2 separate regions of the Homo sapiens genome follow, and region 2 is linked to region 1. Evidence: chromatin loops called from intact Hi-C (ENCODE). Cell type or tissue: MCF 10A. All regions are shown on one strand. Each heading gives the region's core, and the rest is flanking DNA. Links, peaks and the distances in the headings are about the cores only. Region 1 overlaps LINC01445 (long intergenic non-protein coding RNA 1445). Region 2 has its middle 71 kb from the start of LINC01445.

Evidence for each region. Hi-C counts contacts between places; a loop is a spot of excess contacts. Peaks named below come from ENCODE experiments on the same cell type or tissue, not always from the same donor. Only the 100,000 strongest peaks of a DNase experiment are listed, where the experiment ranks them.
Region 2: a loop joins it to region 1, with 2.6 times the contacts of the local background. A loop is called at or near these places in 1 of 110 quality-filtered maps.

Annotation. Positions count from the first base shown.
Region 1 is chr7:54,340,365-54,357,200 of GRCh38, reverse strand. It overlaps LINC01445 (long intergenic non-protein coding RNA 1445), which reads right to left. Exons shown (of 3, transcript NR_120516.1): 2 at 9,836-9,907; 3 at 7,356-7,836. Among named protein-coding and RNA genes, the nearest start is that of LINC01445, 18 kb to the right of the region's middle. In MCF 10A, for the core only: no CTCF peak of the experiment used is centred there; a DNase peak (open chromatin) is centred at 7,740.
Region 2 is chr7:54,251,653-54,268,488 of GRCh38, reverse strand. No RefSeq gene overlaps it. Among named protein-coding and RNA genes, the nearest start is that of LINC01445, 71 kb to the left of the region's middle. In MCF 10A, for the core only: no CTCF peak of the experiment used is centred there; a DNase peak (open chromatin) is centred at 7,448.

The sequences.
Region 1 (16,836 bases), core at 2,877-10,876:
TCATTTCTAATGAATTATATGATATTCACATATTTGAATTGGTCCTGGGAATTTATAGTCTGCGATGACTTTTAATCCAGGAAGACTTGATTCACAAGCTCCCTGCCATTCTAGGAAGGTTCCTGTTTTAGTCTGCACTACAGAAGTGCCCCTGCAATCTCCCACTAATCGATCAACCTGAGCTTGCCTTCCCTATACTCATATAATACAACCCAGGGAGTCTTCTGGGGCCAGAAAACCAATTTGCTTCTCTGTGAATCTGTACAATGTTTGAAACTTGTCTGAGTTGACAGTAAAACTTCTCGACTGACAAGGTATGCTGACAGATCCCCCCGAACACACACACTGCACACACACAATCTGATAAATGGGGGGAAAATACATAAAGCTGTGGTAAATACACTAATGGCCTAACTTGGTAGGAGAAGAGATCAGCAATTTATAATTTTAGCAAGAATTTTTTACTTGCTATCTCTATATAAGTGGAGGAAGCTTTCTCCATCTTAATTATTTTTCAAAATGTAGCCGCTGACAAGGTCAACCTTTGGCAGATGTCCTCTATAAAGAAAAATGGTTGCGGTATGTTCTCCCAGAACAGTGCTTTCTGTTGGGGAAGCTTGATAACAAAAGTGCTAGAGTGGAATTTCAGGGCATTTTCCTGTGTGCAACTCAGGAATACTGGTCCAGCAGCTTCCTCTGGTTACTGCAGCCATCAGTCTTCTTCCCTCCTCTTTGTCAAGGAGGTAGTCTTCACCATGGTCCATGTGTCTACCTTCCAGGGATATCAAGCATCTTCTTTTGTCTTAAACCATTTTTGTTACTTCCATTTACAAAGATCACGGAGGCTTACAGTCTCAGCTGAGATTCTTCAAATTTGTGTATTCTTCTGGCATTTGGGGTGATATATATTTAGATCTAGGTCATATTTAAGACCCATCTGAAAACTTTCTCACTATTAGTGGACAAATGCTGCATCTCATAAGATTCCCAGGCGCCTACAAGATCATGGCAAAACTGTGGCTGGAAATTCCAGTTATAATTCCTCCCAGTTGCCAGTAAAGGCTGAAGACTTGTTCTGATTCTTCTGACTATCCTCCCATTGCCTCTGATGGGTTGTGGGTTGTTACAATGTTGTCTCAACACTGAGGTTTGAGTGACTGAATACTGTAATGGGTATATGAAATATGGAACTTAAAGGTTTCCTTCTTTGAGCTAAGCTGGAGGTGTCTGGTAGGCTGCATGTCATGAGTAGGAGGTTCCACTATGTGTTCTTGCAGCACCATATACTTCTCTTTTGTAGCATTACTATTTATAGCACTATTAAATTACTGTCTCCATAATAAATCTGTGAGCCTTATGAAGGCAGAGAATGTACAGTTTGCTCACCACAGCTTCTTTAGTACCTAGACACACTCCACTGAATTAATGTGTGTATGTATGAATGAATGGTTTAGTAGTTCAATGTCTTATATTTTAGAGACTATGGTATTCACATATGTACATTTTCAAACCAGTATCTTAAGTCCTGAAATAGTCCCCACTTATGCAGTCATATTTTAATTATTTGATTACAACTCTAAATACATTTGAGTTATAATAACTCAAATGCAGATATCTCAGAATGCTAATAATTATATTAAATTTTCTTAAATATCAGACCTTGTGAACTACTTAATAAATCGGGAACATATAAATTCCAGGGTTATTGGATTGCTTTCAGACTACTTCATTTAGGCTAACTTATTCAGCAAACTATTTTATTTTGCACCTCCTTTACACTAATAGAGATTAACATATCTTTATATTTTAACTTCTGTTTGGCCCCTTGTGTCAAACATGACACACTGCAAAATACTGGTATGATCCACCAGATTTGTCAAAGGATAGTTGATAGTGCTTTCAACTGAACACACCCTTTGTAACTTTTAATAAAGTGTAATAACATTTTACATGCAGTAAGGCACCATAGCCATTGAAAACACAATATTCTTCCTAGGATCACTGATATAATAACACATCCCTTTTCAGTTACTAAGATTTTTGTAATCATCTCTTACATTCTCGGTTAGATAAAAACTTAAATGCTGTTTGCCGAATAAAAAATTATATATTGTTGATATTTCTCCAATACAAGGAATAATTTAAAATTACCAATCTTTTTTCAAAAATAGCAATGCAAGTGGGGAAGTAAATGTGGCCCTGAATACAGAATAGGTGAAATCATGTCATTACTTTTTTTCATAATCAAATGGCCCTGAAAAAAATAAACTAAACACTCTTCACTGGTTAATATGATTAAATGAAGATAAAACAGAGACACGAACATCAACAAAGTTCTCTCATTTCCTCTGAACCGGCAACAAATAAATAAAACACAGAGGTACAAATGCTCATGGATACTTTGTACAAGAAGTTAGAAGAATAGTAGTGGCTGTTTTAAGTGTAAAAGAGGGAGGAGAGAAACACAGGGAAAGGGAAAGGGAAAGTAAGAGGGAAGAAGGAGGAGGGAGCTGAGGCGTCTCCCGAGTTATGAGCAGCCCTCTCTACATATGAGCATCCAGACACACCCACGCCCACCGGAAACACCAGCCAGCCAGTCACACGGCTAGGGAAAAAGCGGAAATGAACGGCTTTTATGGAGCTATTACTTCCAGGATGTATAATGCATTGTGAATAAGTAATTACTCGAATAAAATCCTAGTTCATTCCAAAATGTTAATCATCTATTTTTCTAGATATATGAAAAACAAGCCTAGTCAATTCTCCTTTTTATTAATTAATGCATGTTTAGACATCTGGTTTAAAATGTTAAGTAAAGGGGCTTGAATCTTTTTCCTTAAAACTGTACTGACTCTGATATGCGAATGTCCCAGGTGGCAAATAATTAGGCACTCTCAAAACTATCGCTCCCATATTTCATTGGTAGGGGCAGGAAGAGACAGATACTCTGTCCATGCAAGTGAATCCCTCTTTCTATGTGTGTTTCTCACATGGCCATGCCACCTTCTCTTTCCGTTTCTCCTAACCAGGCTCAGCCTGCACAAGAGCATCCCTGATCATGCAGAACTGAGTACAGATCTCGAAGGGTGGAAGGACGGGGGTTAACCTCACAACTACCACAGCGCCTCTCCTCTCACATCTCATTTAGGAGTCTTTCTTCTCCATAGTTGCTCCTTTCAGCTTCTTAGCCGCCAGTTCTGTCACCTTTCTCCCTCTGGATTCAGGGAAAAGCCGTCAAAGCCTTCTAGACCCATCTCTTTCATTTCCTATTCTTCCCTCGCCAACTCCATGCAGATTTTCTTCTTTCCAAAGAAAGGCAATTTAAACTATGTTTCCGTCTCCAGCTCTAAATTTTGCATTCTTCCAGCCCTATTTAGCGATATCTTTAAAAAGAGGAAGTAACTAGGAAATATGGAGCTTACTTATGAAGCCAAAGGACTTGGCCTTTGCTAGGGGATACCATTCTGAGCAGGCAGTGGAGCCATTTAAATGCAAACACATGAGGCTGAGTCACATGCAGTGACCAGTATTGGACTGATTTTGACCTACAGTAATGGAAACTTCATATGGTCAACCGAATACATATATTTTTCTAAGTACAAGTTTAAATTCAAAATGAAATGCTTATTGCCTGCACTAAGCCATGGTGGGGCTGATAGAATTCTGTCAGCTTTAACATACACAGAGCTGTCTGTAGGAACCTGAGCGAATTGCATCATCATCACAATGTTTACCTCCTTAGTTTTCCTCCTTGGTGAGATCTGTTAACAGAAAAGCTATACTCTAAAATATTTTAGAAAAGTTTATTTTAAACCTCTTTTAAATACACTATTTAAAATATGGTGGTCAGATTACAGTTTGGTTTTATACATTTCAGGGAAGCAGGAGTGACGTAAGTCAGTATGTAGAATGTATACATTGGCTCGGCCTAAAAAGGTAGGATACCTTAAAGTGGAAGCTTACAGGTTATAATTGGATTCAAAAATTCTTTAATTTTCAGCTGGTTAAAGGAGTAAGACTCTCTCTAAAACTTGCTGTCAGCAGAAAGGAATATCTAAGATTAGGATCTTAAGTCAGAGTCAGCCACAAGATGCTGGGTCAAAATGCCTTGTTTAGCCAGACTGATGGCCTGCAGGCAGGACTTACCCTGGTCTGGCATCACCTTACATCTTGGTTATAATCTGGTATCTTATTGTCACATGAAATCCATTCAATTGGTCTTATAATATCTATTTTAACATTAATTCTGGGCAGTTTTGTCTAAACTCCATAAGGGGGTGTTATAATGAGCTGTATCCAACCTCCCTTCCCATCATGGCTGGGAACTCATTTTAAGGTTTCTATGGGATCCCTTTGGTCAAGAGGGAGCCCATTCAATGGGTGGGGGACAAGGATTTTATTTGCAACTCACAGGTCTTCCTGTCTTCCGTGGTCCACAGTCCAGAGGACACAAGCTTCACTTAACCAGACATCCTGACAACAGCCCAGAAGGGTAAACACTATTGGCTTTCTGTATTGGTGATATTCTTTGAGTTCTCTTCTGCTATCTGCATCCAATTTTCACCATAAGCTGTAACCTAGCAGGTAGAATTAGCCTTGAAAAAATTATTTAAAAATATGTTATTTAAAACACTTTCTCAATACATTTTATTTCTCACCTTATCACCACGGTGTGATAATGGCCCCTGAAACCATTTCCTTCATGGCCTTTGCTTCTATTTAAAATTATTTTGCTTGTTTGTATTTACTTTTATTCACAGTACTCACTGTATGTAATTCTCAAATAAATTCTCTGAAAGAAGAGATTTTTTTGTCTTATTCACTGCTAATGTTTTAGCATCAAGAACAGGACTCAACAAAGATGTATCAATGGATAAGTAGAAGATTAATTGGCAAATACACTGACTTCCACGGGGAGATGAGTATCCCTAGGTGGTTGGTAGACCTGCCTGTCGTCCTCCCCACCCAGTGTGCCCACCACCAACCCAGCCACTAAAAACCAGAAGGAGACTTGCACAACATCCATGTGGAAAACGAGTTTCTCCTGCCTCAGCCTCCTGAGTAGCTGGGATTACAGGTGCCTGCAGCCACTCCCAGCTAATTTTTGTATTTTTAGTAGAGATGGGGTTTCACCAAGTTGGCCAGGATGGTCTCGATCTCCTGACCTCTTGATCTGTCCACCTCAGCCTCCCAAAGTGCTGGGATTACAGGCATGAGCCACCGCGCCCGGCCCATAGTAATTGGTTTTAAAAGCTCATGCAGAAATGTAGAGAATATGCTGTTGGTGCACATACAAATATGCATGAGCATATACATATAATATACACATAAAAGATATGTACAATATATAGTACACGAATGTATATATATCTCATATATAGTATATGTATATATAAATTACATATGCATAATAAATACAAATGTATAACATGTATTTCATATGTACATACCTAATACATATACATATGCATATACATACAATTGCAATGAGATTAAAAATTAATCTAAAGACATTAAAAATTGAAAATTAAAATTTTGTATTTTTCTTACTTATGCGTTGAACATACAGCATCACGTAATGTAAAAACAAAGCAAAATTCTGACTTTTTAAAAATAAAAACTGTAATCTTACCTCAATATTTTGTGTTTCAGCAACTGGGAGACCAAGCCTGCCTCCCTGCTAGACTTACTCCCTCCTGCAGTTAATGTAGGAGAGAAGACAGATGTTGTAAATCACCATGACTTTATACCTCACTTCTCATGGCTGAAGGTTTAGCATTATCATTTCCATTGGAAACAACAGAGTTAAGGAAGAAACCAATAATTTTCCCCATAAAGGGGATGAAGGAAGTAATCAAAGGAAGTGACATTTTGATTGTTCCTTTAAAGAGAAGCATATTTTTGACACGTTAAATGTAAGCAAAAGTACATCTCAAGCGCTAATAACCACATGGCTAAAAGCAAGGAGGCATACATGTTTCTGGCATCTTTAATGATCACAAAATACTACTAGTGGTAACATTTTTGGAAAAATTACTATGTGCCAAGCCCTGTAATGACTGATTCACTTTGGATTTCACATAAATCCAGCCCCCCAACATGGTAAGAATATTTTTCTTCTTTCTAATCTCTATTTACGTCCCCTCCCGCATCCTGCTTTAGGAAAAGGAATAGCTGCATTTGGCAAACTCTGCAGAAATGTTAAGTGAGATGAAATGAGGAGAGACTTTTGGATGGGGGCATTAGTCAGTCTCTTTTTCCTTTCAAGACACTGGGAGGTGCAGATCGAAGGGAAGCACTCACTGATGGGAGGGAAGGTTTGTTGAGGAAGCTCATCACTAAAAGCCTAAGAATAGTAGTTTTTTTATACTGAAATTTTAGGTGCATTTATTAACTACCACTTATGGCAAAAAGGCATTAATTGAGTGCCCACAAAGTGCAAGGAATACTAAAAAAATTCAACATGATCCTTGCTCATAGAGATCTCCTGGTGGGGACACTGTGTTGCACGTTGTTTGGTGAGCTATCTGTTCACATGCCTGGCTGGCTGACTGAATGAGGAGTTGATGCCTGTGCACAGAAGAGTGCAGAATGGCTTTGTGGGCATTGAGCACAGAGTCAAGACCAGTTAGAACCTCTATTTGCAATGAAATGAGCAGATACATGTGTTTTATATCTGACCAAAACAAAAAAAAAAGAATATTTAGAAAGCATCTCTGCAGGTGATGTAGTTTTTGTTTGTTTTTGTTTTTGTTTTTTTTTCTTTTCAGATAGAGTTTTGCTCTTGTTGTCCAGGCTGGAGTCCAGTGGTGTGATCTCGGCTCACTGCAACCTCCGCTTCCCAGATTCAAATGATTATCCTGCCTTAGCCTCCCAAGTAGCTGGGATTACAGGTGCCTGCCACCACACCCTGCTAATTTTGTATTTTTAGTAGAGATGGGATTTCACCATGTTGGTCAGGCTGGTCTCAAACTCCTGACCTCAGGTGGCCCACCCCTCTGCCTCCTAAAGTGCTGGGATTACAGGTGTGAGCCACCATGCCCGATGTAGTTTTAATGCCAGTTTTTGCATTGCATGCTCCATTACTGGAGCCTGTCCCCAGATGAGTACCTGCTTGCCCAGAGCATGGTTACAGAGGCTGCACTGCAAGGGAGACAGTAGTGAGGATGAACCACTCTGATCATTTATTTTGGTCACATGGAGGTGAGAGGAAGGAAACGTTGCAAGAGGGAACAAGATATCGCTAATACAAAAATGCTTCTTTTTACTTGTCAGCTGAGATTCCATGTGCAGCGAGGTTTCGTTTTCATCACACAAATGTTTGAGGAAGAAAAATTCCTGACAAGTCATATTAAGGATGTAATATATTTTATTAAATATTAGTATTTCATTAAAGAAAGAAATGGTAATGTCAAACATTACATGAGAAAGAAAAAAAATAGCTCAATGCAAATGAAAATTTGATCAAATGCATACAAATTAGAAACATTTTAAAATATGTTAATTAAAATTACAGGCTTTATTCCCATTTCATGATTTACTGTCCTGGAGTGCTGTTCACATGTAATGAAGGAGGTACTATTAAACAAAAGTATTGAAAAATAAAATCCCATTTACTCACAGGCAGTGGTCAGAATTGAATCACTTTGCTCCAGATTCCCGACTGCAGTACTTGGCAGCTGTTATTAAGAGCCTCATGTCCTTTCCTCATGTCTTCCCACAACTCAGTTCTTTTTCTTATTGTTCTCTGCATGCCAGCCGATGCACTTCATCATTCTTACATCTGAGTCATCAGCACAGAACAGGGTATTCTAGGTGCAGGTCAGCAGAAGTGTCCTGAAATGGAGCATAATGTTCCTGCTTCATGACATTATGTCCATATTGTAGCTCAGAAGTGTATTAGTTTCCTTTTGGCTCAAGTCTTCAGACAAACTAATATGTACATAATTTGGCCTCCCATAAAATCGCAACTTTTAGAACTTTGCCAGTATATGTTAACATATTAAAATTTACATACTCTCAAGTAATCACATGAATTATCTATTGTTCCAGGCATTTGAAATCGTATAGGTTAGCAAGGAAAATATTTTGTATATTAAGTATATGACATATATAATTACATACTAAATTAAGAGTGTTATTTTTGCTGTTGCAAAAATACTATATATGATGAGTGTATTAAACAGGGTAAATGCACATAAATTTTTTCTTTTTCTTCCACATATAGAACTCCCTTTGAAGATTGGCAGTCTGGCAAGGGAGATCATTTTCCAAACTCTTGAAAACGTGTGAGGACTCATGACCTGTTACATCAATGGAACATGAAGAGAATTGAAGTGTATCACTTCTGCGCCAGGGAGCCTAATGGAAGAGGTGCCCATCCACCCTCTTTCCTCATCCGACAGCTGGATGGAAGGATACCAAGGCTTTAGGAGAAGGCAAAGCCCCGTGATGGGAGAGGCCTGAGCACCTCACAGTGCGTGGAAGCCAACTCCTCACCAGGAACACATGCAGTGGCCCTATGTGTGCAAGGCATCCATCTCCATTGTTGGAGCTGACCTTTTGGGTTATTTTGTAATGGCAGTTTACATTACCTTGTTAACACAACAGAACACTGTCAAAGAAATGCTCTATGGTGCCAACCCACTATAGCCCTTGAAATAGAAATTACATATCAGTCAAAGGTCTCCAGAGAAACAGCAGCAGTAGGATAGATGTGATCTTCACAGATAGACAGACAGATAGATAGATAGATAGATAGGCAGATAGATAGATAGATAGATAGACAACTGGACACAGATAGATTGACCACAGACAGAGATAGAGATAGATAGATAGATAGATAGATAGATAGATAGATAGATAGATAGATGATAGATAGATAGATAGACAGAAAATGAGACACAGATAGATAGACAGACAGAGATAGATAGATATAGATAGACACAGATAGAGATAGAGATAGACAGATAGATATAGATAGGTAGACAAATAGACACAGAGATAGATAGATAGATAGATAGATAGAAATAGAGAGATAGATGGACAGATAGACAAATAGACACAGACAGATAGAGATAGATAGAGATGGACAGATAGAAAAATAGACACAGATAGATAGATAGATAGACAGATAGATAGACAACTGGACACAGATTGACCACAGACAGAGATAGAAATAGATAGATAGACAGACAATGAGACACAGACAGATACACAGACAGATAGAGATAGATAGATAGATAGATATAGATAGACAGACACAGATAGAGATAGAGAGACAGATATAGATAGACAAATAGACACAGAGACAGATAGAGATAGAGAGATAGATGGACAGATAGACAAATAGACACAGATAGACAGATAGATAGAGATAGACAGAGACAGATAGAAATGGACAGATAGAAAAATAGACACAGATAGATAGATAGGTAGATAGATAGATAGATAGGTAGATATTTTCAGGATCAGATTGGCTTATGCGGTTGTGGGACTGGCAAGTCCCACATCTGTAAGGTAGTCTGGCATCTGGGAACTCAGCAGGATTTCTGTGGTAAGGTCTGGAGGCAGAAATCCTTCTTCTCTGAAAACCCCAGTTTTTGCTCTTAAGGTCTTTGACTGATTGAATGAAGCTCATCTGCATTATCAAGGATGATTTTTATTTTACTTAAAGTCAATTGATTGTAACATTTATAAAATGCCTTCAGAGCAGCATTTGGATTAGTGTTTGACCAAAGAACTTGACCCCATAACCTGGATGAGTTGACACATGAAGTTAACCATCTCATCCCCTCCCCCACCGGCTCACACAGAAGGCCAACTTCATCCTTACCTTTGATTAGGTAGGAATGGGCACCTGACCCTGGGAAAATCCAGCTGAGGCCAGCAATGTACATCTTGTGACCTAAAAGGAAAAAAGTATATATTGTACCCAAAGTATTTTTTGCAGTAATTTTCAGTTGGGAAATACAAAAGCTGGTAAGCAACCAGGAAGGCAAAAGGCAGAAGCATGTGTAGCTTTAAGCCAGGGCCAAGACAATCAAATTTACGTACCAATTGGCATTATGAGAAAGCAGCAAATAAAAGGTTTTCAACTACTGAAAAGGGCGTGGCTTCAGAGAGCATCAGAGATGACATAAGATAAAAATGGAGACACCAGGAAAAAGGATGATGATGCTGTCTCAATGCTAATTGCAGCTTCCATGAAATCTATCATAATTGAAGCTTTATTTTCAAATAACCTGTATATCCTGAAAGTAACTGCTAGTGCCCAACTAGTGATGGCTTGAGTATCTGCTTTTCTTTTAAACAAAAAGCCCTAAGAGAAGCCAATAGGAAAACTTTGCTAGAGGAAGTGTTGTTTAATCTCAAGTTTGAGAAATAAATGGGTGCAGTAAACAGAGGCAAAAGTTCAAACACATTGTGCATTTTCCTCCCATTCCAGTCTGTGCTCCACTTTGCAAGGAAAAAGAGAGGGAAGGTCCAAAAACGAATTCCGAGGGTATGATTTATGCTGTCAGCAATGGGAAGCCATTGAATAAATTTTAATCCCTGGGAGATAGATAATACTCTGTTAACACTGATTAATCTTGAGTGAGTACAAGGTAGAGGTCATTCAGTTTTCACTTTAAAAAATATTGTATTTATTTATTTACTTATTTAATTTAATTTTTTTTTTGAGACAGACTTTTGCTCTTGTCACCCAGGCTGGAGTGCAATGGCAAAACCTTGGCTCACTGCAACCTCTGCCTCCCGGGTTCAAGTGATTCTCCTGCCTCAGCCTCCTGAGTAGCTAGGATTACAGGTGCCCGCCACCACACCCAGCTAATTTTTTGTATTTTTGGTAGTGACCGGGTTTCACCATGTTGGCCACGCTGGTCTCGAACTCTTAACCTCAAGTGATTCACCCGCCTTGGCCTCCCAAAGTGCTGGTATTACAGGCATGAGCCACTGTGCCCAGCCCAGTTTTCACTTTTAAAAATAATTGTCATTGGATTTTCTGTGAAGTAAGCATGTATTTTTTCAGTAAGTGTAATCAAAACAAAAATTGCATACTTATCTCTGTAAAATATGATACAAAGATAAAAAGCAAAAAAAGAATGATAAAATGTAAGCAATGCCTTTAGAATTAATGAATGTAGATTCAAAGCAACCAAAATGTCAGATTTGATTTACTTAAGATCTTTCTGGAATGTGTGGCTAGATTGTGGTGGTGTAGAGATGCACACAAGCTAAGGCATGAGTTAGAATTGGCACCACAGTCTAGGCTGATGCAAGGCCATGGAGAGCCAGTCTGGTTCAGGGCTGGTCCGGAGGATGACAGATACAAAGCATGTCAGATAGGCTTGATGATGCTTCCCACCAGCTAGAGTGTGGGAGGAATGACAAAGGGAAGCTAAACATGGCTTCCAATTTCCTGACTTCAGCAATTAAGGTGATATTAATTATTTCTCTCAGAACATAAATGCAAATATGTTATGGATAGCTTACTTCAAAAGAAAATGCAATAGGGTTGTTTTGAATTGAACAGACACATATAAATTCTCAAGTAATTAGGAATAAGAACTGGAATTACAAACGTTTTAAAAACATTTTAAAAGATTAAGAGAGTTGCCCTCGACGGTGCTCTAAAATCTTGTTTACGAGAGAGCATATATGGGGGTTTATGGTTGTAATACAAGGAGGAAAGAGAGAATACAACAAGCTGCTCCTTGCTTACTTTTTATTCTTTTCAACAATTCCAGGGAATTACTGGATATTGAGTTGCTTGGATACTGCCACGTGAAACGCAGACCTGCTGTGACCCCCATTTAAGTAGTGGAAGTTGGAGAGCTGCACCTCTGGAGTTGACTGTACCTCTGGAGTTGGCTGAACCTCAAATCAAACTGCCCGAAACCAGAGCTCTAACGCTGACAAGTTACATATGTTCTGCTTGCTAGTGTCTTGATTGGAACACATTTCATTTTAAGTCATCTACATTTAACATAAATATTTAATCAAAGTTGTCAAGTGTGCTTTGAAGTATCAGGCAACAGTCATTTTTCAACTCAGGTGTCTAGACTAATCAAACTTTAAGAAAGAGTGCAACATTTATAATGATACCATCATTTTATTGAATCATTCCAGCTAAATTTGATTTCAGTGCAAAAATCACAACATTTGCTTTTCTCTGATAGAAATGCAGCTCAGAGTTATAATTTTCTTTTTGATTGAAGGGTATACAGCTTGTGGTGTTTGGGGCTCCAAATGAAATTCAAAACTATGTGACTCTCATTCAGACCCATATTCTGTGACCCTTCCTTTAAATTGAGAAAGGAAAGGGGAAACTTTTTTCACACTAATTCTCTACCTCCCCACTTTTGTCAGGCTAAATTTCTGCTCTGCTGAAAGAGGTAAATCTTTTGCTAAAGCTGTTGAACTGCACAGATAATACCTGCAAAATATTATTCTCGAAATATCAAGAGAATGATGTTATTGGAGGTTGTATCATCCTTCACTGAGTCCCAGAGTTGAGGTGAAGATTAAGTTAGATGATATACATGGATGCTATTGATGGAATCACTATTAGAAAAAAAGAAACTATAAAAACGTTCAACTTCCATTACAATGTTATTGAAAACAGCATTTGTTTGTTTGTTCCACTAACTTTTCTAAAATTCTTTAAAGAACATATTTGATTATATTGAGACATACACTTTTTGATATTGCCTGACTCATAAAAGAGGTACCTTCGGACATTTTAAAAGTATACGAGTTTTCAGTACTAACAGATTGTTAAAACTGAGTTGCTTTGGTTTGGGGCAGAATTTTTATTAAATAGTGGTAAAAATGAAAATCAAAAGAATATTTTCAAACCTAAGTAGAGAAGGTCTGGTGTAATTTTCCAGCAATAAGTCCCAGGAGAAAGCCTTGCCCAAGATTTAGCCATTGGAGCAATTGCTTACTCAAGGTCTTGGTTTTTTTCTAGCCCAAATGTATTTCTGTGACCAGTGCATGGGCTAGTGTGACAGGAGGCAGCCAGCCAGGTAAAGCTATGACAGTGAAGTAATGACATCAGGTTCAGAGAAGGAAAACTGCATATACTCATGTGGAACAACCAGTAAATAGATCAGATCCCAAACAGCATTATTCACAAGCCACATGCAGAGGACATATGCGGAAGATGTGCTCAGCGTTGGGCCACATGTTCTATCCTGCCAGTTGCAGGCATTCCTGCTCAGTCAATTGAGGTCAGTTGCTTTCCATCAGAGGCGAGTCTGGCCATCAGGTCTCCAGGAAGTCGTGTGAAATCAACAACAGAAGACAGAAGGTACGCTGGTGGCATCTGTGGGTTCTAATGTGCAAAACTCTAAAATCCAAATATCTGGAAGTCCAGAATTGTCTGTGTAAGTTTGAGGCAAAGTTGAAGAGGAGACCAGATGACTAAGAGAGGGTAAGCTGGTGTCACCAGGTCAGGAAACAAAGATGGCGTGGCAGTAAGGGTGTGTCCTCCAGGGCTGGGGCTGGACGGATGTGGAGCGGAGGAGTCACAAAGCTGGAAATGCACGCAGCCAGATGCTAGGTTTCAAAAGGCGACATGTTTTAAGATGTGTTATAATTTTGTTGACCAGTTTGAAGCTGTTTTCTTTAAATTGTGTAAGCTTCGGCGGACCCGCTAAACCTAGACACATTCCTGAGTACAAGTGTCTGGAGAGGACTGGATGTTTGCGGGATGAGAATAAAGCAACTCACATCAGACTGTAGCCTCTTAAGGGCAAGGCATCCCACCAGTGCCTGTTAACAGCTCGCTTCTACAGAGACATGATGTGGACATTGACTCTATCTGTAATGTATTTTGTAATTTAAGTTAATATTTAGCATTTTTATCAACCTTGGCTTGAGGACGTTAGGCCACAGTGGAATGGCAGATTTAAAATAATGTACAACAATACTAGGCAATTTAGAGGAAACATTTTATTTTCCATTATTAAATGTAAAGGAAAGGATGACTGTTTCTTATCCAATGCTTAACACCAGAAGTATTTTGAATTTTGGATTTTTTTTTTTATTTTGGAATGTTTGCATTATACTTCCTGGTTGGGTATTCTGAATCCAAAAATCCAAAATCTGAATTGTTCCAGTGAGTATTTTTTTTGAGATCGTCTTGTCAGTAGTCAAAAAGTTTAGACTTTTGTAACATTTCAGACTTGGGTTTTTTGGATTTGGGCTATTCAACCTGTACCAGTTTTGTACCTGCTACTATCCTACAATCTCATATCTCCTCTTCCCTTGTGTGGCCAGCAGACTATGAGTAAAAATCCATGGGGTATTTCTGTGTTCACGAATTTGGGGAGATGATTCATCCCTAAAAGACAACTCAAGGCCTCTTCAAGAATCCTCCAACTTTCTCATTTCCTGAAGTTCTATATATTTTCATTTGCTACTGAAAAAGCAAACTAAATTTTATGATTTGCTGTTTATTGAAGCATGTGTTTTTCTCTGGAACATTGTTTATGAATGTGTGTGTATGCATGGGTGTGTATAGTTTACATGGGTATGATAGTTTACAATGTACAATTTGCTTGTTGACTTATGTTTGTGTATTTCTACTTTAATAGTTCCATGGAGCAGAGGTCTTAATTATATCAGGCTGATTCATACATTTGACATTTTGTATTTTACACAAACTTAGTGCTAATGGTGATCTATTTTTTTCTTAATTTTAGGTCACTGAAAATTAGATTTGATTTTCCTAGTTCAGAGAGTAACTCCTTTATCAAGTTTGATATAAGGTGTTTCTTGGTATCAAATGAAAATTATTAATATTGGCCTTATACCTTTAGAGAATTGAGTTTTGGAATTTAATAAATATTTTCAAAAATCATAGGTAGATTTTACCAAGTATGTGTATACACAGCCCTATAAGATTTTGTTACTGATGCACTTTCTAAATGGCTTATTCCCATGCATTTTGAGAATGAAAGCTTTAGAGGCATTAAAAAAAAAAGTAAGCAGCAGAATCCTATTGACTTCTCAGCCAAAGATGAACTCATTTTCTTCAACTCCTAATGCTCACTGACTAAAAGCCATTTTTTTTTTTTCAAAAATCAAGGACTAAGAAAGGATGTTTTTCAAGAAACACTGCAAGTTACAGGTTAGAGAACATTTAATCAATCTGATGATTGGAGATAATCCTATTACAACAGCAATCTTATCTTGGTTGTTTCCTAACAGGAATGAAAGAAAATCTGAGTGAAAAACACTCCCAAAATTTAAATGATAAACTTACATTTATTGAAATAGTAACTCAAAAAATGGATCGAAGTTGATGAGTATTTTGTGCTAGTTGCTAGGGATACAAAGATGATTAAAATAAACTCATATTAAAATCTGTTAAACCTGTAAAATAAAATGGATTAAAATCCGTTCTTCGAAGAGTTAGATAAATACACAAAATAATAATTAGTGTAGGAAAAGTGACAGTTTTGCGTTAGGGCAGGTGTGTAGGGGAGCACTTCTCAATTTTTTCTCTAGGTTTCTCACTTACTCTCCAAATGTCAGTGTGCCTCAGGATTTTATCCCTGGCCATTTTCCCTTTACGGACTATTAGCAAGTCTTGTGTGAGATTAGTCTTAACTGGCAGCTATAAGCTGAGAGTGTCCACATCTTTATCTCCAGCCCAGATTCCCTGCTAAGGGCCAGCCCCACGTATTCCACCTTGCATTAGCCATCTGCCAAGTAGACAGCCTAGACCCCTTTCATGTTCATAATGGAGAAACAGAACTCATCATGCCCAATTCTGTCTCTCAAATTTATGTCCTCTCTGGTCTCAATAATTTATTCATTCTACACAAACACACACATACACACACATGCATGCACACATGCACACATATATAACTTAAGTCAGATCCAGAATAATTTATTAAGAATAAAAGTTTAACAGAACAAAATATGCATTCATGGAGCTTATAATTTTTTTACGCACAAAACTAAATTATCAGTCACTATTCTGATAAATAATTTGAATTGTGGAGAGTTCTAATCAAGCCTAATCAAGACAAGTAATAGTCATCCAGGTTACTTAGCCAACATATTACTAGCTTTGATTGGGAAGTGAAGAAAGAACTCCTTAGTAAGTTATATTCCAGTGATCAATCATCCCCCATCATATTTTATTATAATTGCAGCCCTTATCATATTTGTGATTATTTTGATAATTTATTTGTTTACTCCAGTGGTTCTCAAAGTGTATCCCATGTATTCACAACACTTTTGACAGGTTTACAAAAATTGAAAACAATTTTTAATTATACTAAGCCATCACAGTCTGCGATGGCTCAGTGCACGTTGGTGCAGCGGCAGCAAGGTGTACTAGCAGGTCATTGAACTCTTCATTGGCGATACTTGCAGGAAAACAAACAAATAAATGCATAAAACCAGTTTTACTTAAGAATGTCTGTTGGCTGTGAGCGGTGGCTCACGCCTGTAATCCCAGCACTTTGGGAGGCCGAGACGGGTGGATCACCTGAGGTCAGGAGTTCAAGACCAGCCTGGCCAACATGGCAAAACCTTGTCTCTACTAAAAATACAAAAATTAGCCGGGCATGGTGGCACACACCTGTAATCCCAGCTACTCGGGAGGCTGAGGCAGGAGAATCGCGTGAACCTGGGAAGTGGACATTGCGGTGAGACGAGATTGTACCACTGCACTCCAGCCTGGATGACAGAGCAAGACTCTGTCTCAAAAAAAAAAAAAAAACAAGAATATCTTTTGATGAAGCACAAAAAGTTAATTTCACTGTATTTTGAGCTATTAGTACCTGTATTATTAATATCTTGTGTTATGAAATA
Region 2 (16,836 bases), core at 3,982-11,981, 90 kb after region 1:
TAAACATTCCAAGCATCTGGAAAAATGGGACAGGGAAAAAAGGAGGAGGTAAAGCAAGACAAGAGAAGAGCCTGTTCAAATTCTCAGATTTAAGAGTGCACCTCTGCTTCTTAAATGGAGGATTTGCTCAGAAGGAAAGAAATGGAATAAACACAGAAAGCCCAGATGGGAAAGCAGGCTTAGCAGAGCCTGGGGATATGGCAGTACACTGTCTAGTAGTGCCTCGAGCTCCGTCAGCCTGGCTTGTTACAAGAATGAATCACTAGCCATGCTCACTAGGTCAAGTTCCTCAGAGGTGGGTGAAAAGACAGAATCAAGAGAGATGTAAGGATGGGCAAAAGAGGATCAGCAAAAGAATGATGAGTCTCATCTAGAGATTAGCCAGTACTTCTTTTCTTGTAGCAGGCAAGCAGGCATCTTCCCCATTCTCTTAAAATGTATGCATTCCTGCTAAGCCATAAAATGCATGAAAGGAAGCCATCAGGTCAGACTACTCTCCATTCCTTGAGATTCTGTCCTCCTTGATTTCAGTTCTGGGGTCCAGCCCACTCTCTGACCTGACAGAACTCTCGTGCCCTTGGTTCCAAGGGTGAGATGGGAGAACGTAATCTCCTGTGGCATAGCTGATTGTGTCCCTCAAAGTTCAGTTGCCTTGTATTTGCATGAATTCTTGGGACGTTTCCATGGTGGAAAATCCTGTTCCATTAGCAGAATCCTGGCCTTCAAAGTTGTGAAGTGCCTTTTAGATAGGGTGAAAATGAATGCTTCAGTCAGTACTCTACCCTCTGCTACTATTGTGACCCTAAATGATAGAGCACTGACCTAGGTTACTGTGGAGATTGATGTGGGTACCTGGGGCTCAGATTTCTCTGCATGGACCATAGGATCCTGAGGGCAAGGGAAAGGAGGTGATGTGGCTTCCCAGCAGGGCTGAACTTACCTTGGCCCCACCTCCACCCATCATCTGGAGCTTCCTCCCCTCTGGGTGGAACCTATCTTTTCACCATTGCTCAGGCAGAAGCTGGCCTAGGTCTAGCCTGCTCAACAACTGGAAAAGTGCTGTTTGCATTAGGACACAAATTCAGTTAGAGCCCACTTGGTTTATGCAGAAAACAAAGGTGGGTTGAGGCAACTAGCCCTCCCTCCTTTACTTTAGATAAAGAGAGGTCAACAAATTTGTGGCTCCAGTAGAATCATGTTTGACAACGATATGGATTGATGGTAAAAAGTGGTATTTGGTCAATTACATCAAAAGACTCATCTGGGGTTGCATAGAAATGAGCTTGATGAGACAGACCCTGTTCCTATAACTTCCTGTGCTACTAGAGGACACCTAAAGTCATACAGCTTTGCATCTGACCCTGGAATGACTAGTGTATCTCTGCAGGTGACTATCCGGTGTGCCCCTCCAAAAGAGAAGGCACAGGGGCGAAGTGTCCCTCTGACGAGGTACAAATCCATAGTGAGTCCTGACGGGCTGTGGCCAAGCACATCTCTCCACAGAACACAAAGAGAACCGGGACTGCACATTTGAAGACATCTGCTCTCTGTCCCATTATTTCAGCCTATAACAAATTAGTCCCACTTTTTTTTTTTTAAACTGAATCTTGCTCTTTTGCCCAGGCTGGAGTGCAGTGGTGTGATCTCAGTTCATTGCAACCTCCATCACCCAGGTTCAAGCTATTCTTGGGCTTCAGCCTCCCGAGTAGCTGGGATTAAGGGTGTGCACCACCACACCTGGCTAATTTTTGTATTTTTAGTAGATATGGGGTTTCATCATTTTGGCCAGCCTGTTCTCGAACTCCTGACCTCAAGTGATCCACCCGCCTTGGCCTCCCAAAGTTCTGGGATTAGAGGCGTGAGCCATCAAGCCTGGACAGTTCCACTTTCATCTCAGGTGTAGAATACAGCTCTGCCCAACCTTACGATAAAATCTTCCCTTGTTCACTACCTGTTTCATCAATAAGAAATAAAGCTAATATACTCAAACTATGAGGGATTCTCTAATTTTTCAACAAAATTCAGTGCATGAAAATCTACATATAATGTGTATGCACTCCTCCCAGTCTTCTAGACTATATATCTCGGGGTGGACTAAATAACCACTAATCTCTTTCTTTCTGGTGTCCTGTGGCCTGGACAGGACATTTCCAGCAAGATGCGAGAGAGGCAGTACTCCTAAATTTTCAGGTGGCTGCCTGTTCTTTGAGTGGCTTAGAACTGAGGTTTCCAAGCTGTGATAAAATACATGACATAGTCCTATGTTTTCCTGCTTTATTCCCACAATGTTGCTATTATATTTCAGAGTATGAGAAATATAGGCCACTGGTTATTATTTTGGTTTTTAAAATCTTGTCTGTATTGCAGTTAGGAAAAAAAGATCCTCCCCAACTCTGGAAAATCCTGACTTCTTATCCTCATTTTCCATAGCAGTTGTGGTTGTGTGCTCCTTGAGACTGCTGTGTGGGGGTGGTGGAGGCCCAGTACCAATAGGGTCTTCACTGACATGGAGTTGGGGTCTGGGGTCAACAAGGATGGACTGGGGGCCTCTTTTGGGGAAGTTCAGGCTCCTGAATCAGTCTTTAGTGATGTTACCCCATAAAGTCAAGTTAGTGAAAATGAAGGTGTAATGTTTTTGTGACCAGGTTGGTGAACCAGCTAGGTTCTCTTGACATGGCCCCTTGGGTTGAGAAGCCCTCTCTCACTGCATGATGTGGGGACATGGGAAGATTGGGGGTCAGATCAGGAAAAGCCCAGCCAGAAACACCAATCCCCTTAGCAATGCCCTACCAGGAGGTCTTGGATTTGAAATACCAGTTCTTTTTCTGGGAAATAACAAGAACTGTAACTTTGGCAGACACACCCCAGGATGTGATTCCAGGAAGAAACACACCCTAAAGAGAAAATTTTGCTGCATGCCTGTTATTGTAGGGTATAAAGAAGGATTCGGTGTTGGTGGTCCTTGTCATTCTTATCTTTTCATCCTCTACACTAATCTCTCTTCCCCTTTTCCTTCTTAACCCTCAGCTTCCAGGGACTGGGTTCCTGGTTCGATTCCCAGGCTTGTGATTGCGAACACCTCTTCCTGCCTCTTCCCCTCTCCTGCTCTTGTCTTTCCCCTGCTGGTTTCTCTTTCCCTTTCTCTTTTTCTCTGCAGCTCTCTTGTCCTGTCCCATACCCTTTCTATTTTTAATGTTTCCTCAGGGCACATTTCAAAGGTTGCCCTCTTTATGTGAACATAAATATCAGAGACTTTTATAATTACAGTATAGGAACAGCAGTGTCTATTGATCATTATATCATTCCTCTTCTCTCTTGGGTAAACTTGAGCAAGGAGAAAATCCTGGAAGGAAATTGGCTTTTCCTTTTCTAATGTAGATAAGAAGTGAAAAAGAAGGCACAGAATTCAAAGATTCGGGAAACGGTTCTAATATACTTATTTAGTCACTTCAAAAATAAAACTTAAAGTGCTATTAGAAGGATACATGTCAAAATTAATTCAAATTGCAATCACATATAAGCTACTGCATCTCTGTTTATATTAATGCTTTAGAGAACTTGGTTAAGTATTGATGTTTATTCACTGACATTAACATGCCATTTTGTATTAAGAGACATTTCCTTATCTTTTTGCACTTACTCAAATCATAATTTCATTAAAAGATAAGTATCTGTGTTGAAAAATTATAACATTAGCTACAATGATTTTTTAAAAAAGGTAATATAGTTCCCTGATAACATCAGGTTTATATTGTAAGGATTCAATGGCAACACTGAATAAGAATCAAGATATATGTTGTTATGTTGACTGAAAGATTAACCCAGAAGCCTATTCCTGATTTACACAAACCCTAAAGTGACCAAATTCCGTTTTGATTATTATATGCTTTTAAATCCAACTGCCTTTTACCTATAAATTTTATAAATTCAAATTATCAAACATTTTCTTATGTAATATTAGAAAGAATAATATTTACGTAAAAAACACATTTCATGGATTTTTAATCTTTTTTTGTTGTTGTCGTTGTTTTGTTTTGTTTTGTTTGAGACGGCGCCACGCTCTGTTGCCCAGGCTGGAGTGCAGTGGCGCGATCTCCGCTCACTGCAAGCTCTGCCTTCTGGATTCACGCCATTCTCCTGCCTCAGCCTCCCGAGTAGCTGGGACTACAGGCGCCCGCCACCATGCACGGCTAATTTTTTGTATTTTTATTAGAGAGGGGGTTTCACCATGTTAGTCAGGATGGTCTCGATCTCCTAACCTCATGATCCGCCCTCCTTGGCCTCCCAAGGTGCTGGGATTACAGGCGTGAGCCACCGCGCCTGGCCGATTTTTAATCTTTAAATAAACACTTTCTGAAATGATTTGTTCTCAGAATATAATAGGTATGGATGATAAAGAACATTCATCAATTCTCACTTGCACAAAATGATCTCACCACATTATTTGCTAAATGAGTATTTTACTTGGTCTCATTTTTTGAAAACAAGGAATGAGGAAATAAATATCTGATAATATCTTCAAAATATCCTCAACTCTGAGACCTCCCCTCCTGGAAGATGAAGTAGACACACGTTTTGTTATTCCTTCCCACTGTGTTCCCACAGAAGCCCTGGGGTATACATATATAAAACAAGCCATGACATACCAATCCACAGAGACCTGTAGAAGATTCTGAAAGGCTGAGACTGGCTAGGGACCTCAGGACACATGGAATGACATGAGCCTGTGTTCTCTGGATTTTCTTGTTGCCTCTGTGCTGAACAAGCTGATAACTGGCACAGAGAGAAAACCCCCAACCCCTCAACAAAGCTGGTTGTCTTTAGCCAGTGGATGAAGAAAGGAGCAGCCTAGCAAGACAGAGTGCTTTTAGATGATAATGGCTACTCCAGCCAAACATCACAGAACACACAGTGGCTCCACTCCTACCTCCTACCTGAGCCACAAAGGCTGAGTGGGGAGAATAGTCCCCCACCCTAAAGAGGCTGCAATAAGGTACCTTTCAGCCTCCTGCTGGGTGGTGCCAAGGGAGACCTCATGGCGAGAGTCAAGACTAGAGTTCTAACCCAGGCAGTAGGTCAAGAAAAAAGTCACACAGATTCAACAGAAAGAAACTGTCTCTACAGATGACGTGGTCATCTACAGAGAAAATACCAAGGAATCTGTACAATAAATCCTAGAACTATTGAGTTCAGCAAAGCCACAAAATCCAAGTTCAACAACGTTTCTATACAGCAGCTGTGAACATGTGGACCTTGAAATTATAATAATATCATTCAACACAGTTTAAAACATGAAATAGGTGTGATAGAGTTTGGCTATTTGTCCCTGTCCAAATCTCATGTTGAAATGTAATCCTCAGTGTTGGAAGTGGGCCTGTTGGGAGGTTTTGGATGACGCGGGTGGATCCCTCATGAGTGGCTTGGGCTTTCCACTTAGTGAGAAGTGAGTTCTCACTCTGTTCACACAAAATCTGGTTGTTTTCAAGTATATGGCATTAACCACACCCATGTGTACTTTCTGTCTTTTGCTCCTGTTTTGGCCATGTAACATGCCTGTTCCTGGTTCACCTTCTGCCATGATTGTGAGCTTCCTGAGACCTCCCCAGAAGCTGATGCTGTTATGCTTCTTGTACAGCCTGCAGAACTGTGAGCCATTAAACCTCTTTTATTATAAATTACCCAGTCTCTGGTCTTTGTTTATAATAATGCAGTTTTGCAACAGCCTAATACAAGGTGCAAATCCAACAATACTTATACACAAATTATATGCTGAAAACTATAAAACACTGATAAAAGAAATTCAAGATTTAAATAAATGTGGACTATTCCATGATTATGTAATGGAAGATTTAGCATAGTAAAGATGTCAACTCGTTAAAAAAAGATATACCGATTTAACACAGTTCCTGTCCAAATACCAGAAATATTTTTTATAAAACAAGTTATTATGAAATATATATGAAGAAGCAAAGAAACTAGGATAACTAAAACAATTTTGAAAAAGGTATTAGGGTAGCTAAAAAAATAAAAAAGTAAAATAAAGTGGGAGGAATCAGTCTACCCAATGTGAAAATATACAGTAATAAAGACTGTGTGTATTTGTGGAAGGAGACATACACAGATCAAGGGAACAGAATAGAGAATCCAGAAGTAGGCCCAAGCAAACATACCCAAACCAAGTTTGGCAAAAATTCAAAAGCAATTCAAAGGAAGCACCTTAGCTTTTTCAATAAATGGAGCTGGGGTAATTGTACATCCAGAGGCAAATAAAGGAATAAATGAAGAATTAGCGGCAGCTCCACCTAGGTCACATCAGAAATTATATAAAAATTAATACTTTACAAAACTATTATACAAAGATTAACTCAAAATGAATCACAGACTTAAGTGTAAAATGTAAAACTATAAAACATTTAGGGGAAAAATCATGAGAGAAAGCCTTCAGGATCTACTACTTGGCATAGAATTCTTAGATTTAACACCAAAAACATGATCCATAAAAGAAAAACTAATAAATAGAATTTCATTAAAATTAAAAAGTTTTACTGTGTAAAAGATCATATTTAAAGATGAAAGGACAAGCTACAGACAGAGAAATATTTGTGGATCACATGTCCAACAGAGAACTAGTATCTAGAATATATAAAATAAATTATCTAAACTCAACAGTAAACAATAAAACAATCCAATTAGAAGATGGGCAAAATACATGAACAAGTATTTCAGTGATAAGAATATAGAGATGACAAATAAGCACATGAAATGATGTCGAATATTATTAGCCATTAGAAAAATGCTAGTTAAAACCACAATGAGATATTGTTACATAACTTTTAGCCTGGTTAAAATAAAAACTGTGACTACAGCAAATGGTGATGGAGATGAAGGAAAACTAGTGATATTGCTTGGATTTGTGTTCCTGCTCAAATCTCATGTTGAATTGGAGGAGGGGCCAGGTGGGAGGTGGATGGATCATGGGGATGGATTTCCCCCTTGCTGTTCTTGTGATAGTGAGTGAGTTCTCACGAGATCTGAGGGTTTAAAAGTGTGTGGCACTTCGCCCTCATTTCTCTCTCTCTCCTGCTTTGCCATGGTAAGACATGTTTGCTTCTCCTTTGCCTTCCACCATGACTGTGTTTCCTGAGGCCTCCCAGCCATGCTTCCTGTGGAACTGTGAGTCAATTAAACCTGTTTCCTTCATGAATTACCCAGTCTCAGGTAATTCTGTATAGCACTGTGAGAACGGACTAATACAACTATATTACTCATAAATTGCTGTTGGAAATGGAAAATAAAACAGCCACTCTGGAAAAAAATTTGGCAGTTTCTAAAAACTGTGATTTTCATATGTGATTATCATATGACTCACCAGTTCACAGAAAGCCTGTACACTAATGTTTTTAGCAGTTTTATTCATCATAGCAAAACTCTGGAAGCAGTCCAGATGTTCTTCAAAGCACACTGTGGTACACCCATAACACTGACTAATAGTCAGCAATAAAAAGGGACAAACCATTAGTTCATACACAACCTGATGAGTCTCCAGAAAACTATGTCAAGTGAAAATAGCTGATCCCAAAATGTTACAGTCCACTTACATAATATTCTTAAAATGGCATTTTATAGAAAGGGAGAATATTTGTTGTTGTGAAATATTCTGCATCTTGACCTCATTGTCAATGTCTTGGCTGTGATATTGTGCTATGGTTTTGCAAGATGTTACCATTGGGGGGAACTGGGTAAAGGGTATACGGGGTCTCTCTATATTACTTCTAGCATCTGCATGTAAATGTACAATTATTTTAAAAGAAATGGCTTAATTGAAAATTTGTCTCTATGCCTGCATGAGGCTGAATTTTCTTCTCAGTGCAGAAGTTATATATACTTTTTTTTTTAGAAAGTATGCTTATTTTTTAAAATATGCTTTTTATGGTAACATGTAATGATAATTAATTTTCAGTAATTTATAAATAAATATTTAGAAAATGTGTTTATTTTCACTTCTGGTACAGTAAAATAATAATAGATACAATCTAACAATTCAAAGGACTCAGAAAAGCATAAACTTTGAGAACTATTGAATTAGGCACTGGTCAATGCTCATAAACATATTCAACCTGTAGTTCATTTTGATTCTGTGGACATATTAAAATATATTATCCTCTCCAAAATGTAATATGAAACGGGACGATCAAAGGCTTAAACACTAGAGCCCCATTTAATTTAAACACAGATGACCAAATATTCCTGTACAGAAACCATAACAAGACTTTTTAAAAAGATGTCATGTTAACTCTGCCTAATTTTCTGATTGGAATTTGCAGACTTCATAAGCACTTATTTATCTCAGCATTTTACAGTCAAAGGCCCCCAAATAGCAACAAATTGCCCCAGAGTCAGCAGAGATATTCATGTTACTCAGTGATACATCTTTCTGATGAGGTCTTAAATATTGATTTTTAAAAATTTATTATGCATGAAGATGACATTTTTACCCCTGAAGGCAATTAGCAAGGAAATTGCAATTATTAGACCCCCTGAGCACCAGTTTTTCTTCCTGTGTGTTCCTCTGAGTATTACAAAATATTCTCATTTGTGATTTTTCTATCCTCATCTTGCCCCCTTACCACAGATAAATTAGTTCACAACAAACATAACAAATTCAGGGGTCAGCACTTTGTTAGCAAGTGTTTAAAGCGAAGTTTTGCTTTTGTGGTAAGTTACCATGAAGAGAAGTCCAGAACTGAGACTGGGCTGACATTGACAAATAGGACTTGTCTCTGATGCATCTGTGTCCACAGTGCTCTCTGCGTGCAGTGCCACTGTGGTGGCCCCTTCCCTTGTGCATATCTTTCTGGCTTTCAGGCATATTCTACCCTCTGTAATAGCTCTGGGGTGTGCCATCCAGATTTTACCTCCCCTCCAGGACCCAGATTTCTTGGGTCTAGGCACTGGGGGTGTTGACAGCTATGAACTTGGGGATTTCCTTTTTGGAGGATTATTCTACAGTGAAAAGAACCACCACGGCCAAGGTGACGCCCTCTCTCCAGAGGCAGCCCACCTCCAGTGACAGGTCAGTGGGGGCTGGAGAAAGGCCTGGCCCCTTCACCCCATTCAGGACAACTGGAAGGAGGCAAGCATCCAGGCTGCGACCTCCGCGGGACAGGCTGAGGCTCCCTTTGGGGACGCCTCACGGCTCAACCTCTCCCTCTGCCCGTCCTCCTCCTACATCTTGGTATGTGCATGTCCCCATCTCAGAATCTGCTTCCCAAGTCTCTTGACCTTCACGCAGCACCTGGGTGAATGTTGGATGAGGAACACGATGTTGACATAGCTTCAAAGTACTGACTCACAGATAATTAATACTGATTAATTATGACATACTTATTAATAACTTTACAGTGAGGAAATCTGACTGACACTACCTTAACCAGGAGGAGAAAGGTGCGTCTGGATAAGACGTGCTGAGCAGAATGCATCTCCGATAGGAATGCCTGTGGTATTCCTATCGGAAATGCAAACCTGCATTAAAACTTTAGTATTAATATTAATATGGAAAAAGTGTTTCCAGTTATTTATTATTTTTTTGTGCTTTATAACAGGGTTCTATTACACAACCATTTTTTTTCAACTAAATTACTTAATTTCTCAGCATAAAACACCAGCTACACCTGAATTGAGGCACATTATACATGGGAACCAGACTGTGTTCTTCAAAGATGCTCCAGTTATTAAAGACAGGGAAAGACAAGGAAACTGTTCCAAATGAAAGAAGACAAGAGAGGCACTAATGGGGTCAAACGCTCAGACCGACGTTTACTACTTACCACTATTTTTACAACGCTGTTTATTTTAGTATTAATATTAATATGGAAAATAGCAAACAAAATAAGACACATTCCCAAATGTTATTTTTTGTCTTTTGTAACAGGGTTCCATTATACAACCATTTTCCTTCAACTAAAATGCTTGATTCAAGTCTTAGGTTGTTTAATTGTAACATCTTTCACTCTAAAGCTTTATTACTTTGTCACTCGTTACTCTTCACCTTGGTTTTCTCCTCATATGGTGTTGTGTCTCTTTTTGTAACTTATTTTTTCAGGAAGCTTTTCTGAGGGACTTTTTTTCTCAGGAAGATTCATTAGCTAGTTGTCCTGAGTTTATATCTTTGATTTTGGACACGTTTTCCCCTCAAGTAATATCTACCTGGCTATATAATTATAGGGCCACAAGAATTCACGTATCTCTGTATTTGGATCTCAGTGTGATTTGTGTTAGGCGTGATGTCCTTCTGACTTTAACTTCATTCATTCATTCATTCATTCATTCAATTAAGAAATATTCAAAATATTTATTAGGCGCCAACTATTGTTTGATGCTGTGTTGTTCTGGCAACATGATGGTGAAAAAAATAAGACACCATGTTTTCTGATTATATGCTTTAAAAAATTTTCATTTTATTCTTGAAATTGCAAATTTTCACCAAGTTGTGTGTTCATGTTAGTATACTTAATATTGATTGCTCATCTCTTTCAAACTGTAAATTTACTGTTTCCTCCTGCTCCGTAAAGTTGTTACTAGTTTTATTCTTCTTTTAATTTACATTTCTAGTTTATGCAGAATAGATGTTCTTGTTTTAACTATGCTCTCATTAATTTATTATACTTTTTATTCTAACATATTTAACTTTTAAAATTTTTTCTCTGATCTGTTTCTTAGCATCCAGCTTAATGTCCATTGGTCCAACATAGTTTTATATAAAGCCATTGTGTAATTTTTCTGTTCTTAGACTGTTTCCTTTTTTATAGTAGTCAGCTGTTCTCCATTATGGCAAAATTTCTAAAAATTTCTTATTTTGCTGAAGAAATTGTTATAAAAGAAGAACCTAGTCTGATTTCTTAAAGTAATACAGCTCTCCATAACTGCAATCTCTTTATTTATATATGACTTTTTAATTACTTTTATCTGACCTTTACATAGAGTCATTTGTCTTCATCCCATATTTGAAATATAGATGGTCTTGACTAGTGTGAATGCAAGCTAAGGAGATCTGAATACGTAAAGGATATTTTCAGTTTACTTCTGCTCTTTGCTGTCCCACAGTTCCAGCAGTGCATGTGCTTGGGGGAAGGAATTCCTCTACAATCAAGGGGCTCATGGCAAGGCTCAGGTAAGTGGTATTCCTATACATTTGCTGTGGCATTCAGAATTAGCCAGGGAAGTGCTAACTTCTGGCTAAGATATGGTCATAGCACCTATTCTTCAACAGATATAGGTTTAGCCTAATTTTTACTTTGGAGTTTTTAAGCTTTAAAAATAATTATAATAAATACCCCCTTAGCAAAAATGCTATAATCAAGAGAACATACTTTGAAAACAAAAAGAAGCAGATAACTAAGAATGTGTGCTCAAATCTGGATAAGACAAAATCAATATTAAATATACTATAGCCAAAATAACAAAAAAAATCAAATTCAAAATTTGAAGATATCATCATCAAATGATGATAAGAAGCAACATGCAGCCTGTCCTCACATGCTCAGTTTGAAGGCCAGGTAATGCCTGCCACTTTTCCCTTTTGTAATAATAAGTGGTTCATTTAGTCTACCCTTGTAGAATTACAAGGGGTCTCAAATAGCAAAAACAATACTGAAAAAGATAAATAAAGTTGCAGGACTCACATTTTCTGACTTTAAATGGTACTACAAAACTACAATAATCAATATCAAGTGGTACTGAATAGACATACAGACTAGTGAGAAAGAATTGAGTCAAAAAATAAATCTAAAAGTCTATGGCCAACAGAGTGCAAAGACTATACAATGAGGTAAAGAATGTAAAATAATGAAAGTGAACCACTAACCTCGCTTCATCTACAAAAATTATTTCAAAATGGATCAACAACATAAATATAAAAACTAACACTGTAAAACCTTTAGAAGAGAACACAGGGGTAAATCTATATGGTCTCTACTTAGCAATAGATTCCAAAATTTGACCCCAAGTCATGAACAATAAAAGAAAACATGATAGATGATTGCACTTCATAAAAATTAAAAGCTGTCGAGCATCAAAGGACATTATCAGGAAAGTGAAAAGACAACCTACAGACAGGGAGGAAAAATACTTGTAAATCGTGTACCTTATATGGGTTTAGTATCCAGAATATACAAAGAACTCTTTCAGTAGCAAAAAGACAAGCAATCCAACTTATAAAATATGAACAAATGACTTGAATAGACAACTGTCTAAAGAAAATATCCAAATGGCCAGAAAGCATATGAAAAGATGTTCAGTTAGCCAGGCATGGTGGTGCATGCCTGTGGTTCCAGCTACTTGGGAAGGTGACATGGGAGAATCACTTGAGCCTGTGAGGCGGAGGTTGCAGTGAGCTAGCCTGGGTGACAGAGTGAGACCCCGGGTAAAAGAAAAAAAAACCAAAAAACCAAAACCAAAAACAAAACAAAACAAAACAAAAGGCCATGTTCGACATCATTGTTGATGAAGGAAAAGCAAGTCAAAACCACAATGAGATACCACTCCATACCTAGTAGAGTGTGTTAAAATCAAAATAAGGTAAAATGATAAGTGTTTGGGAGGACATGGAGAAACAGGAACTCTCACATACTGCTGTTGAGAATGTAAAATGAAATAGCCATTATGAAAGAGATTTGGGCAATTCCTCAAAAAGTTAAACATAGAACTGCTGTACGACTCAGCTATTCCACTCCTAGGCATATACTTGAGAAAGAGGAAAACTCACATCTGTATGAAAGTTATACACAAATTTTATAGCAGCATTATTTATAACAGCCAAAAGGTGCCTGTCCCAGAGGTCCGTCAACAGATGAGTGGATAGACATATCATGGTATATAAATACAATGGAATATTTTCATCTTTCAAAAATAATGGAGTACTGACACATGCTACAATTTGGATGAACCTCAAAAGCATATGCTAAGTAAAATAAGCCAGACACAAAAGGTCAGATAGTGAATGATTCCTTTTACATGAATATAAATATCCAGGATGGGCAAACCCTTTAGAAATGAGGCAGCATGTTAGAAGTTGCCAGGAGATAGGGTGAGGCAGAAATGTGTATGGGATGAACTCGTGAGTGATGAAAATATTTGACATTAGAGAGAGGTGGAGGCTGCACAGCATTTTGAATGCAGTGACTGCCACTGAATTGTACACTTTATGATGGTTAACTGTATGCTATGTGAATTTCATCTAAATTAAAAAAGTGCAAGAAATCAGCAAAAGTAGTTCAAAAGAAACTTTGTTTTCTTACAGTCTCCTATATGTTACTGAGTAGTACGTACATACAGTGACATTCTGAACATCATTAATTTTGAAAAAGAAAATGATTTCTTTCATTATAATGGTTACCATTATAATACAGAAATTGTGTTATTAACATCAAATTATTTTCAATCAATTTTTAAAGCAATAAATAATTTCTCTATCAAATTAAGAGTTTTTCTCTGCCTAAATAGTTCGAGGTGTTATGATCTATGAATGTTTGTAAATAGTTTTAATATTTGAGATGATATAATAATGCAAAATTATCGGTAACTTTTCCTCTCAAATGTTTAGAATGTAGGATAAAACTGAAGAAACTGAACTTTTAAAGTAATTTTAAATTAAAAAAAAAACAGTATGCAAGTGCCCATTCATTAATTCTAAAGATATTATTGCACACTAATTACCACAACTGATGTACCAAGTGGTAGAAAATCATCCAATCGCATTAGTCTTCTGAATCTCCATACAATTTGGGAAGATATCAAAAGGTGAAAAAGAAAAAAATAACATTTTGTTGCTGTTTTTAAGAATACAAAAAAATTGAACTCTCTCTGCTCTGACTAGAGTTACTTCACATATGTACTGCCAAGTAGAATATTCCTTTTGATGAAGCTCTGCTTACCCAGTCCTTTGTAATCCAGAGATTCTCCTGGTATTTGCACAAAGAGAAAGAATTCAATGTGGAAACTGCTATCTACATGGGTCATTGGAACTCGGCAGCCTTCAGGACGTTTTAGAAGAGAAACTATTATGCATGAGCAACTTTATAGACCCAAACTGTGATTGCATTTAGAGTTGAATGTACACATTTTATTTCAGGTACAAAAACAACAAATATATCCAACCAATATAGAAGTAGAGTTTCAGATTAAGTATCTTTATTTCTTAAAAATAAAGTTAAGAAAACTAACAGGTCTTTCTAAGGCTATCTTTAGAAATGTGCTTAAGAGTATAAATGAGATTGTTAAATAGAAAATACAGAAGGCTGTTAATTTGGACTGAGCTCCTGCACTAGGCCCCAATGTGCCAAACCAAAATGGAGTCACTAATGCTAAAGACCCACATCACCAAAGCAAAACCAAGTTGTTTATTTGACCTTCTGAGAAATCAAGAGAGACGGTAGTCAAATCCCCAAACAGGCCACTTTTAAACAGGCATGATAAGGAATCCCCTCTGCTTTAGCTCTTACAAAGAAAATGTCCTGAAGTGATCTGATAGTAATCCACTTTTTGTTTTGTGCTGTTTCCTGGTTCTTGCTCAAGCTACCTTATGAAAGCCACCTGTCTGTCATGCCCACTATAGCACCTCTCTATTTTTAGATGAGATGCTACCTGATTAATGAATAAAAAATCAAAGCCACCTAGGTCATTTAACTAAATTTGTTATAATTGTGTCTTGACAATATCATATGATGAAAATAAAAATAAATTATTTGGTGGCCTCAAGTGCTTTAGAGATTTCCTAGTAATAAATGCACACATTTAATAGTTATCATTTTTGAGGAAGAGTCTCTTTTTACTCTGCTACAAATTCTTTGACCTTGAAAATAGAGTCACCCTATTGAAAGTAATTTAATCAACAAATGTGTTGAACTACTTGGAAATGAATTTCTCCCTTTAATTTGTGAAACATTTCCCTTTTGCTATTAAATCTTATAACATGGCATTTGCATGAAAATCAATTGTAGCATCTTAGAGGTGACTTTGAACAAGTCTCCTCTGAATAACTCTGAATGTGAGCTTCAGTGAGTAATCCACAAATGTTATCTTCATTACAAAGTACATGCAATTATTTTTTAAGATAGCATTGCCCTTAATTCTACAAAATTATTTTATTTTTGTAAGGCGAGGACAGTATCTTAAAATTTTAATGAACTTGCCCATACTAACATTCTAGGATAATAACAGATGGTGCAAATATTTTTACATAATCAGACCCAAGATAGGATAAACTAGTCATGTGTAACCAACAGATGTGTGCTTATAACAAACATACTTTGGAAACCGCTTCTTCTCTGCTAGATGCACGTGGATTAAATATTTGTAGACACTTGGCTTGAATTTGTAACGGTTCTCCGGACTATAATCATGGTAGATAGAATGTTTTTAAATAACCTAATCTTTGTTAAATATCAAACTTGCCTTTTTATACATTTAGCAGCTGTGTTCCCACTTTGTACAATATTTAAGTGGCTGAAGTTGAATAAGGTAAGAAATAAGATTCCAACCTAAAATAGGCTGTCAGGATCATCCCCTTGCTTATTGGGAAATGTTATCAATGTTTGCTCAGTTGTCAACTTTGACCTTAATCTAGCAGCAATGGCAAATCTGACAGATACCCGAAACAAGCAATTGCTTGACATATTAGGAAGTATTTTAATTTGACAGAAATGAACACAAAACATTTTCTTTAATAATGTGAACTGTCAGAGAACATGGACCAGCCCTGACCCCCGAGGATTCATCGTTCATTCAAGATGGTTTAGGGCAGTGCTGGGTTCTGGCAGAGCTATACTTCTATAAGCCAACTACTCAGATTTAAATAGTAAAACTGGTATGTTTGTGAGAAAAAAAAAGCTAGTGTTGTCATATAAAATGTTAGGGAAGTTGTTGCCTAGTAGATTTCCTGATGCCATATGTATACCAAGCCTGCCGATGCGAAGCCACCAGGAACCTAGATTCCTGAGACCACAGACAGGAGTGACTAATCCTATAAAAGAGGACTAGCCCTCCACCCGCCCCACACATTGCCATACTGTGAACTGCTGTTTCTACAGAAAAAAAAAAAAACCAGTTGCCAAGCAAAGGCAGTCCCTTGCACTCCAGTCTTGAAGACAGAGTGGTGCATAATTACCGAAACATTTGCCTCACCATGAAATAAACTAAGAATTGTCTGACATTGAAAATCAAGATCCTAAAATAAGAAATTTATATCTGAGTTTCATTGTGAGAAGCTAAAAGGAAAGAAATTCAGGATCAGTAAAATTCTAGCCACTGTGATGAAGAAATATCATTAGTTCTTTAATGAGAAGGAACAGAAGACACATACTTGAATAGACCTTAAATGCTTCACAGTCCATTGTACGAGTCTTTATCACCAATTGTCTGTAATTTTCATTGCAGAATAGGTGTTCCATCTCTACTTGTTTTTGTAAAATTGGAAGTGAAAGAACTCTACACATTTCTGTAAGTACAGACAAATATTGGATAAAATATGCCTCTTTGATTAATAAAATCAACCTTCTAGCTCCCACCCTGGGCAAATCAGTTAGAAATTACCTTTTCATTGTCAGTTAATCATAATGGCTCCTGAGATCTGTGCAGATAGAGCGTCATTCACAAGGTAAGTCAAGGTGCCAACTCTGTTTATGTATCCATTTACTTGTTTTCATCACACTGCCAGTGAGCTAAAGAACACAGTGAGTATTTTGTTATGTTACACATGTTAAGGGTACTTTAAGTACCCTTAAATACATAAAATTGATCAAAATATATGTGATTTCTTTTTATATCATGAAGAAGGTGTTT